3 separate regions of the Homo sapiens genome follow, and all the other regions are linked to region 1. Evidence: chromatin contacts called from ENCODE Hi-C or POLR2A ChIA-PET data. All regions are on one chromosome and are shown on one strand. Each heading gives the region's core, a stretch centred on a gene start or an enhancer-like site at or near the end of the contact. The rest is flanking DNA. Distances are from core to core; before and after follow the strand shown. Region 1 holds the start of L3MBTL3 (L3MBTL histone methyl-lysine binding protein 3). Region 2 overlaps ARHGAP18 (Rho GTPase activating protein 18). Region 3 overlaps ARHGAP18 (Rho GTPase activating protein 18).

What was found. Hi-C counts contacts between places; a loop is a spot of excess contacts on that map. ChIA-PET counts read pairs that join two places held with the same protein, here RNA polymerase II (POLR2A). Pooled maps may share reads with other maps.
Region 2: a loop to region 1 is called in a pooled map, with 2.9 times the contacts of the local background. The contact joins the enhancer-like site here to the promoter of L3MBTL3 in region 1. A Hi-C loop is called at or near these places in 3 of 50 pooled maps. POLR2A ChIA-PET finds 5 or more read pairs at or near these places in 3 of 52 experiments (AG04450, CD4-positive, alpha-beta memory T cell and activated CD4-positive, alpha-beta T cell).
Region 3: a loop to region 1 is called in a pooled map, with 2.4 times the contacts of the local background. The contact joins the enhancer-like site here to the promoter of L3MBTL3 in region 1. A Hi-C loop is called at or near these places in 1 of 168 maps with a recorded cell type or tissue (endothelial cell of umbilical vein) and 2 of 50 pooled maps. POLR2A ChIA-PET finds 5 or more read pairs at or near these places in 2 of 52 experiments (Caco-2 and PC-3).

Annotation. Positions count from the first base shown.
Region 1 is chr6:130,017,301-130,019,844 of GRCh38, forward strand. L3MBTL3 (L3MBTL histone methyl-lysine binding protein 3) reads left to right here and starts at 1,281. Exons shown (of 23, transcript NM_032438.4): 1 at 1,281-1,364. RefSeq lists a silencer at 1,761-1,890.
Region 2 is chr6:129,574,168-129,576,711 of GRCh38, forward strand. ARHGAP18 (Rho GTPase activating protein 18) reads right to left here. Exons shown (of 15, transcript NM_033515.3): 15 at 1,965-2,544. Among named protein-coding and RNA genes, the nearest start is that of ARHGAP18, 130 kb to the right of the region's middle. Within about 2 kb of position 1,269, at least 4 of the 41 ENCODE cell types and tissues checked have a DNase peak (open chromatin) inside an H3K27ac peak, as active enhancers do.
Region 3 is chr6:129,644,476-129,647,019 of GRCh38, forward strand. All of the region lies in intron 1 of ARHGAP18 (Rho GTPase activating protein 18), which reads right to left. Among named protein-coding and RNA genes, the nearest start is that of ARHGAP18, 64 kb to the right of the region's middle. Within about 2 kb of position 1,282, at least 7 of the 41 ENCODE cell types and tissues checked have a DNase peak (open chromatin) inside an H3K27ac peak, as active enhancers do; they include endothelial cell of umbilical vein, where a contact is called at or near this core.

The sequences.
Region 1 (2,544 bases), core at 31-2,530:
TTTGGTTTGGAGAATTTGGTCACTACACCAACATTAGATATATCGGGTGGTCTGCTTCTATAGGGTAATTTCATGGTCCTAAGGAAAGAATTTAAGAGTTTATGTTCTGAAACTGGTTCAAGAAACATTCCTTAAGTGAAAAAATTCAATCAAGAATAATATTCCCTACACTGGAGAAGGATTTTTAATATAGAACTTCCATCTGTGATATATTTAAATTCTAGGCCTCAGGCAGCAGTTTCAGAAAAGGGCCTCCTTTACCCTTTATTAGATGCAAAATAGTCTACTCTGGGGATGGGAACTTCCTTTTACCTCCCCCCCCCCGCAAAATCTAAGACATGCTTCCCTCATTCCTAAAATCACACATGCTTTTTTTTTTCACACAGCAAACTCTGCTATTGACATCAAAATGTTTATCAAAACTTTAATTACTCGAATTATTTTGTAAGTACTCCTATTAAGTGGAAAAGACCAGTGAAGCTGTCCAAACGGCGGCCCGCAGTCAATGCGCCGAAAGCTGTCAATACTGAAATGTAATACTCTCTTGATCTAGTTTTGACGCTTTAACAAAGACAGGTTTTGCCATTTAGGACCGCTCAGCCATCTTGACTGAATACCTTAAGAGGGTAGTCCTGGACCTGCTTATTGCCAAGGGACTTTCACAGTGTTCTAAGTTACTGTAGGAATCTCAGCCTATTACTCGACAGAGGCCTAACATGTTGGAGCTGTCAATAAAGATCCGCACTTAGGAAGCGGAAAGAAGGCACAAGTTTTATATGCACACTTTCTTTATTATGCATTGTTCCAGCCATCAAAGAGAGGGAGATTGTACTCTCCCAAAGCTTACAACTTTGTTACTTTTCATGACCTGTAGCATGTATTTAGCCTTTGGGCAGTGTTTGTGCAAGACTAAGGCCCACTCTTTAATGGCTGAATGCATACATTTCACAGCACATGGTGGATTCGCTGCTCTGAGAATTGCCTTTAAAAAAAGTAAAGTGAAAAATAGACAAAGAAATCTGGAACCTTAGCAGTGTTTCCTATTTGTTTGGACTGTTCTTGAACCAGCTCTGAGGCGGTGACCGGGCTATTGAAAAGATGCACCTGAAACAGGATCTGCGGGCAGCTGCATTTGCCACCCGGCTTTATTGCTGCTTTCCAGCGGCGAAGGCGCAGCAGCAGTAACAGGGAAGCCAGAGCGAGCCTCCCCGGCAGCGGCGGCGGCGGCGGCGGCACCGGCACCAGCGCAGTTTCCCCTCTCCCCAGCCCTGACTCTACGCGCACATGCGCATTGCGCCCGCAGCCCTGGACCATTTGTCAGGACTACTCGTGAGACGGAGAAAAAAAAAAGAGAAAATTTGGGGGTAAGAAGCGGTTGATCGGATCTAATCTCTAATTAATCTGAAGATTTGTCCGTGCAAAAGCCATTCATTTATTTTTCTGGGTGAGGATGAAAGTTAAGAGCCCTATAGAGGGAAGGAAGCGCACCCTCGTCTTGTGAAACAGATCAGGGGAGGGGAGGGACAGAAGGGGTTTCTCCCCCACTTCTCTGCGCCTCTGGGAAAGAGGAGAAAACTTAATCCCGGGGAAAAAAGTGGGCAAGTGACTCGGAAACGGCTGGAGGGGGAGTCTCTGGGCATCTCACTCTGAAGTAGTGAGTGCGAGTGTGAAAGAGGAACAAAAGAGAGAGAAAAGAGAAAGGAAAAAATGGGGGGAGGAGAGACTTGTATTTTTTTCTTTGCGCGCACACGGGGAAGGGTGTGGGGGGCCGTGCGGAAGGGAGCCGGGGCGAGGCGGCCGCGTTGGGCTCAGGCTGGCGCGCAGGCGGCGGGATGCGTGTGGCCCCCTCCCCCGCGCCCCCCGAGCTTGTCACTTTGGTCGCTTTCGTGACACCGGGCGCGGGGTGGGGGAGCGCGGCGGCGCCGGGCTCCACCGGGGTGCGTGTCCGGGTGGGCGCCGCGGAGCCGCAGCCCAGGCGGCGAGCGCGGCCGCCGAGGCGGGGGGCGCCGGCGGGGGGCGCGGGGGCGGCCGGGGCCGCGGATCGGTGCGGCGGGAGGCGCGAGCCCCGCGCGCCGCCCCTGCGGCCCCCTCCGCCCGTGTGGCCTTTGTGCCGGGCGCGCACCGGAGAGCGAGCGAGCGGGCGGGCGAGCGCGAGAAGTACAAGTACGGGAGACCGAGGCAGTGGGAAAAGAGGCCGGGCCACTTTCTCCCCTTTCGGGCTGCGGAGAATGGACTGGTTGAATGTGCAGGCGCGTCTCCCCGGCGTGTGCTGTGTGTGTGCGCGGCGGAAAGGCCTGCCCGACTCCCACCGCGCACACGCACACTCACACGCACGCACACACACGGACCCGCGGCGGGGCTCGGCGGCCGAGAGTTTGCGTGGCTTCCTCGCCGCCTCCCTCTTCCCAACCGAGTGTGTGAGAATTTCATATAGATCAGCTCCAATTTCCGCCATTTTGGGAAAGTTGCACAAAAATAAACCCTCCGGTTTATTTCTGCCCGAGGCAGGAAAGTGCTTTGGGAAGCGAGGCGGCGCGGGCCCGC
Region 2 (2,544 bases), core at 19-2,518, 440 kb before region 1:
ACAGACAACCTACAGAATGGGAGAAAATTTTTGCAGTCTATCCATCTGACAAAGGGCTAACATCCAGAATCTTCAAGGAACTTAAACAAATTTACAAGAAAAAATCAACCCCATCAAAAAGTGGGTGAAGGATATGAACAGACACTTCTCAAAAGAAGACATTTATGCAGCCAACAAACATGAAAAAAAGCTCATCATCACTGGTCATTAGAGAATTGCAAATCAAAACCACAATGAGATACCATCTCATGCCAGTTAGAATGGTGATCGTTAAGAAGTCAGGGAACAACAGATGCTAGAGAGGATGTGGAGAAATAGGAACACTTTACACTGTTGGTGGGAGTGTAAATTAGTTCAACCATTGTGGAAGACGGTGTGGTGATTCCTCAAGGATCTGGAAGCAGAAATACCATTTGACCCAGCAATCCCGTTACTGGCTATATGCCCAAAGGATTATAAACCATTCTACTATAAAGACACATGCACACGTGTGTTTACTGCAGCACTGTTCACAATAGCAAAGACTTGGAACCAACACAAATGCCCATCAATGATAGACTGGATAAAGAAAATGTGGCACATATACACCATGGAATACTATGCAGCCATAAAAAAGGATGAGTTCATGTCCTTTGCAGGGACATGGATAAAGCTGAAAACCATCATTCTCAGCAAACTAACACAGGAACAGAAAACCAAACACCGCATGTTCTCACTCGTAAGTGGGAATTGAATAACGAGAACACATGGAGACAGGGAGTGGAACATCACACACCAGCGCCTGTCAGAGGTTGGGGGGCTAGGGAAGGGATAGCATTAGGAGAAATACCTAATGTATATGACAGGTTGATGGGTGCAGCAAAACACCATGGCACATATATACCTGTGTAACAAACCTGCACGTTCTGCACATGTATCCCAGAACTTAAACTATATTAAAAAAAAAAAAAGTTAATTATGCCTTCTTATCTTAGACATCCCTTCACTTACTTTCCCGGTTCACTGCCTTCCTTCTTGTCATAATCGTTCTGCTTGAAATGGACGTTGTGAAAAGCCTAATTTCAGCTTAGAAAAATGTCCTCTTCTACCGCCCTTCCCATTCAATGGATTAAGGATAAAAGCAGACAAACAGATTGAACATAGAAACTCTGAAATTATTTACAATTTCAGAATCGGTAATCAAAGCAAGAGCTCCACAGTGTTCTTACCTAGCTGCCTTGCAGATGCCTGGCACTGAGTCTTAGCAACTTCCCTATGAACTCGGGTTCATTTTAAAAACTTCCCGTAGTTTCGATTCAAAGGAATGCCTGACCAATACTGCCACCTACTGATGAGTAGGTGAGAAATCAGGACAATCAGATGGAGAGTCCAAACCAGTTTAATGAAAACGAAGACAGACAATAATGAAAAATTCCTTGAAGTCGGTAAAATAATCTGCCTTTCCCAGAGAGTACTAGTAAGGAATTTACATCGAATCCTACAGCAGCATTAAGCAAAGATTGTGTAAGTGCAAAGAATTACAATGACCTCTGATACAGTCTGGCTCTGTGTCTCCACCCGAATCTTATCTTGAATTGTAATCTGAATTGTAATCCCCATATGTTGGGGGAAGGATCTTGTGGGAAGTGACTGAATCATGGGGGCAGTTCCCCGTGCTGTTCTTGTGATTGTGAGTTCTCACAAGATCTAATGGTTTTGTGAGGGGCTTTTCCCCGCTTCACCCTGTGCTTCTCATCCTTCTCCTTCCTGGCACCATGTGAAGGACATGTTTGCTTACCCTTCTGCCATGACTGTAAGTTTCCTGAGGCCTCCCCAGCCATGTAAGTCAATTAAACCTCTTTATAACTCACCCAGTCTCAGGTATTTCTTCCTAGCAGTGTGAGAACAGATTAATGAAGCCTCTTTCAGAAAAGAGCATCACCAACGTTACCAGGACAACCAGTCCTCCTTTAAGAATTCAAATGTTTTAAACTCAAGGCAAATATATTTATTTTTATTTTGTCTCATACACACACAGAAAAACAAATAAAAATCTAGCCTGAGATTTAAAACTCACTAAGGAAAAAAAATCACAGCAAAAGCAGTAGGTTAACATCAGGATATTTATATTCAAGGCTCTATGGTATCAAGTTTTTTTTCTCTTTAGAGCCAGGCATGGTGGCATGCACCTGTGGTCCTAGCTACTCACGAGGCTGAGGCAGGAGGTTTGCTTGAGCCCCAGTGCTTGAGGCTGCAGTTAGCCGCGAATGCACTGCTGTACTCCAATCTGGAAAACAGAGCAAGACCCTGTCTCTAAAAAATTTGAGATTTTTTAAAGTCCATATTTTTTTGTTATTTAAACGTGATATTATTCAACATTGATGAACTTGGGTCGTGAGTTCTAAAAGGGATTCAAAATAAAATGGCATTTTCACTTTTTTAAAATTAAGATACTTTTTCATGATCAAAAATATGTTGTGTCTCCCTCCTGACCCTCCTTTTCAGGTAGGTAGCAAACGTTGCGAAATTTAGTTGGCATATGCTTCAGACAACCTTTTACTTAAA
Region 3 (2,544 bases), core at 32-2,531, 370 kb before region 1:
AATTTACAGATGACTGCCAGCTTCATTTTTCGTATTGCATGTCAAATAGACAGATGCCTTATCCTTTTGTTTTCTCTCTCATAGTGTGAAATTGACCACCTTACTTCTGTCTCCTTTAACTCTTACCCCCCTGTGAGACCACAATAAGTACTGTAAACTGTGTGAAGTATAATGACTAACGCCAAATAATTGGGTTTATCTGCTCAAGGGAAAAAGGTGCAGTTGAACTAGAAGTACATTAAGCCTTTCACTCCTGAAGGAATGTGTTTATTCTGGCAAGAATTTTCCAGTAAATTTCCATTAAGATAGCATGTGCAGAAAAATGCAAGGTCATTGAGTAACACCATTGTTACATAAATACACCATCTATATCAAGCCTTGCTTTCAAAACATGCATAAAGCAAAAATTGAATAGCTTAGTGCTGATGAATTGACTCAATATTTTGACTTTAATAAGATTCAGAAGCTGAATAGGTTTGTGATAACCTAAAAATACTGAGTCATGGAAAAGAGGAATTTTCTTTTTCTTTTGTCTGTATTTTTTTTTGATCACTGGTAAATACTGCAAGAACACATTTTCATTTTTAAATAAGAGGGGATGAGGAGTGGGAAGGAGACAGCCATTCAGTAATAGACTACCCTCCTTGGTCAACCTGCCACGTATTTTTTAATTTGTCTAAAAATGTAAGTGAACATTCCTTCAGTTTACATCAATGAACATGTTGTGTTACTTCTTTTCTTTGTAGAATATATTCTACTTTTGTACTTCAGACAGGCAGTGACTAAAAGTCTGGACCTTCCTAAAACTGTTCTGCTAAGAGGCCAGTTAACTAGTTTCCTCTTTTCTGTTTTTAGGAGTATGTTATATGATATCATGTTCATTCTGCAAATGGGGTTCAAAAACATAAAGCAACATCTGCTAGATGTAATGAAGTACAGAGCAGAAATATTTTATATTTCCAAAAGATCCAAGTTGACACATGGTGTTGAAATCAAAGAAACACACAGTTTATACCACAGGCAACTACCAGTGACCCCTCCCTGACTTTCTAGCAAGCAATTATTCCAAGTTCCTTCCTCCTCCCTCTCCCTCCAGAATTCTGTGTGCTAATCGTGCCATGGATATGCTTCAGAAGCTCCCGCATTTCTCACCTTTTACAAGTATAATGACAGAACTAGACGCTGTCCTCTAAAGGAAGTTGCCAGAGTTGCTCTATAAAGAATCGCTTCCTAGCTTGCTGTACAAGTCACGCTCTTTCCAATACACCAGAGTATAATCATTTTGCCTTTTTTTACCATGAACACTCACATCACAAGCAAATATTCACTTTACAGATCCTGATGGGCCTTCCTGGAATCTTCTTTTCCATCTTGCTAGCATGTCCTCCATGCTCTGTTTACAAAAATGAGGGCTTTGTTTTGTTGTATTTTCCCAAGGTATATGCTATCCCATTTTCCCGTGATACATTTTCCACCTGGTCAGTGAATTTCAAAGGCACTGATATCATTCAGGGTATGAGTAATAATGCCTGTTATTTATTTTGTCATAGCAAATATTAAACTGGTCTGACATTTTTTCTTTACAAAGAGGTGGGGGTTGCCATTGATTATACTGAGGTCAGCTAGAAGATTGATGATTTATTCTGCTATCAATGCAGTCAGCTCAGTCAGCAAAATGAAATGGAAACATATGGAACTGGGAGTCTAAGTACCAAATGATTCCAGCTCTACTTAACTGCAATCTTTGGTAAATCACTCACTTTCTCTACTCCTCACTTTTCCTATCTAAAAAATGGGAAGAATAACAATGGCCTTGCTTGCTTTGTTTGTTGTGAAAATTCTTACTGAAGTGCCTCATAGGTAACCATGAAAAAGGTCCCCTAGGTAAATTTGTGCTGTACTAACTGCCCCTCCCACTGTTTAATAAGGTCTAGAGGAATCACATATCCTCTAGAATATTCTCAAGCTTTGTGGTCTCAGGACTCCTTTACACACTTAAGATTGTTCTAAGACCCTCAAAGAGCTTTGGCTTATGTAGGCGATATCTACTGATATTTATAATATTAAACGCAGAAACAAAATATTTTAAATGCTATTCACTTAAGAATAAACATCTTCACATAGATAACATTAAAAAGGCCATTTTTCAAATAAAAATAGTGAGATGAGTAGCACTGTTTTATATTTTTGAAACTGCCTTTAATGTCAAGCTTAATAGAAGACATCTGGATTCTTACATCTGCTTCTGCGTTCAATCTTTTACAATATTACAGTTCATGTCGTCTCTGGGAAACTCCACTGTATTCTCATGAGAGAGTGAGAGTGAAAGAGGCAAATAACATCTTAGCGTTATTATGAAAACAGTTTTACTCTCCTAGACACCTGAAAGGGTCTGGAGAGCCTCAGGTGTTCCCAGACCACGCTTTGAAAACCACTGTTTTAAGAATTCTCAAAAACAACACATAATGGGTCTGAAAATGCACGTTTCAATTCTATGGGCAAAACTCCAGAAAGCCCTCTGAGAGAAACAGACTTGCTTTCCTA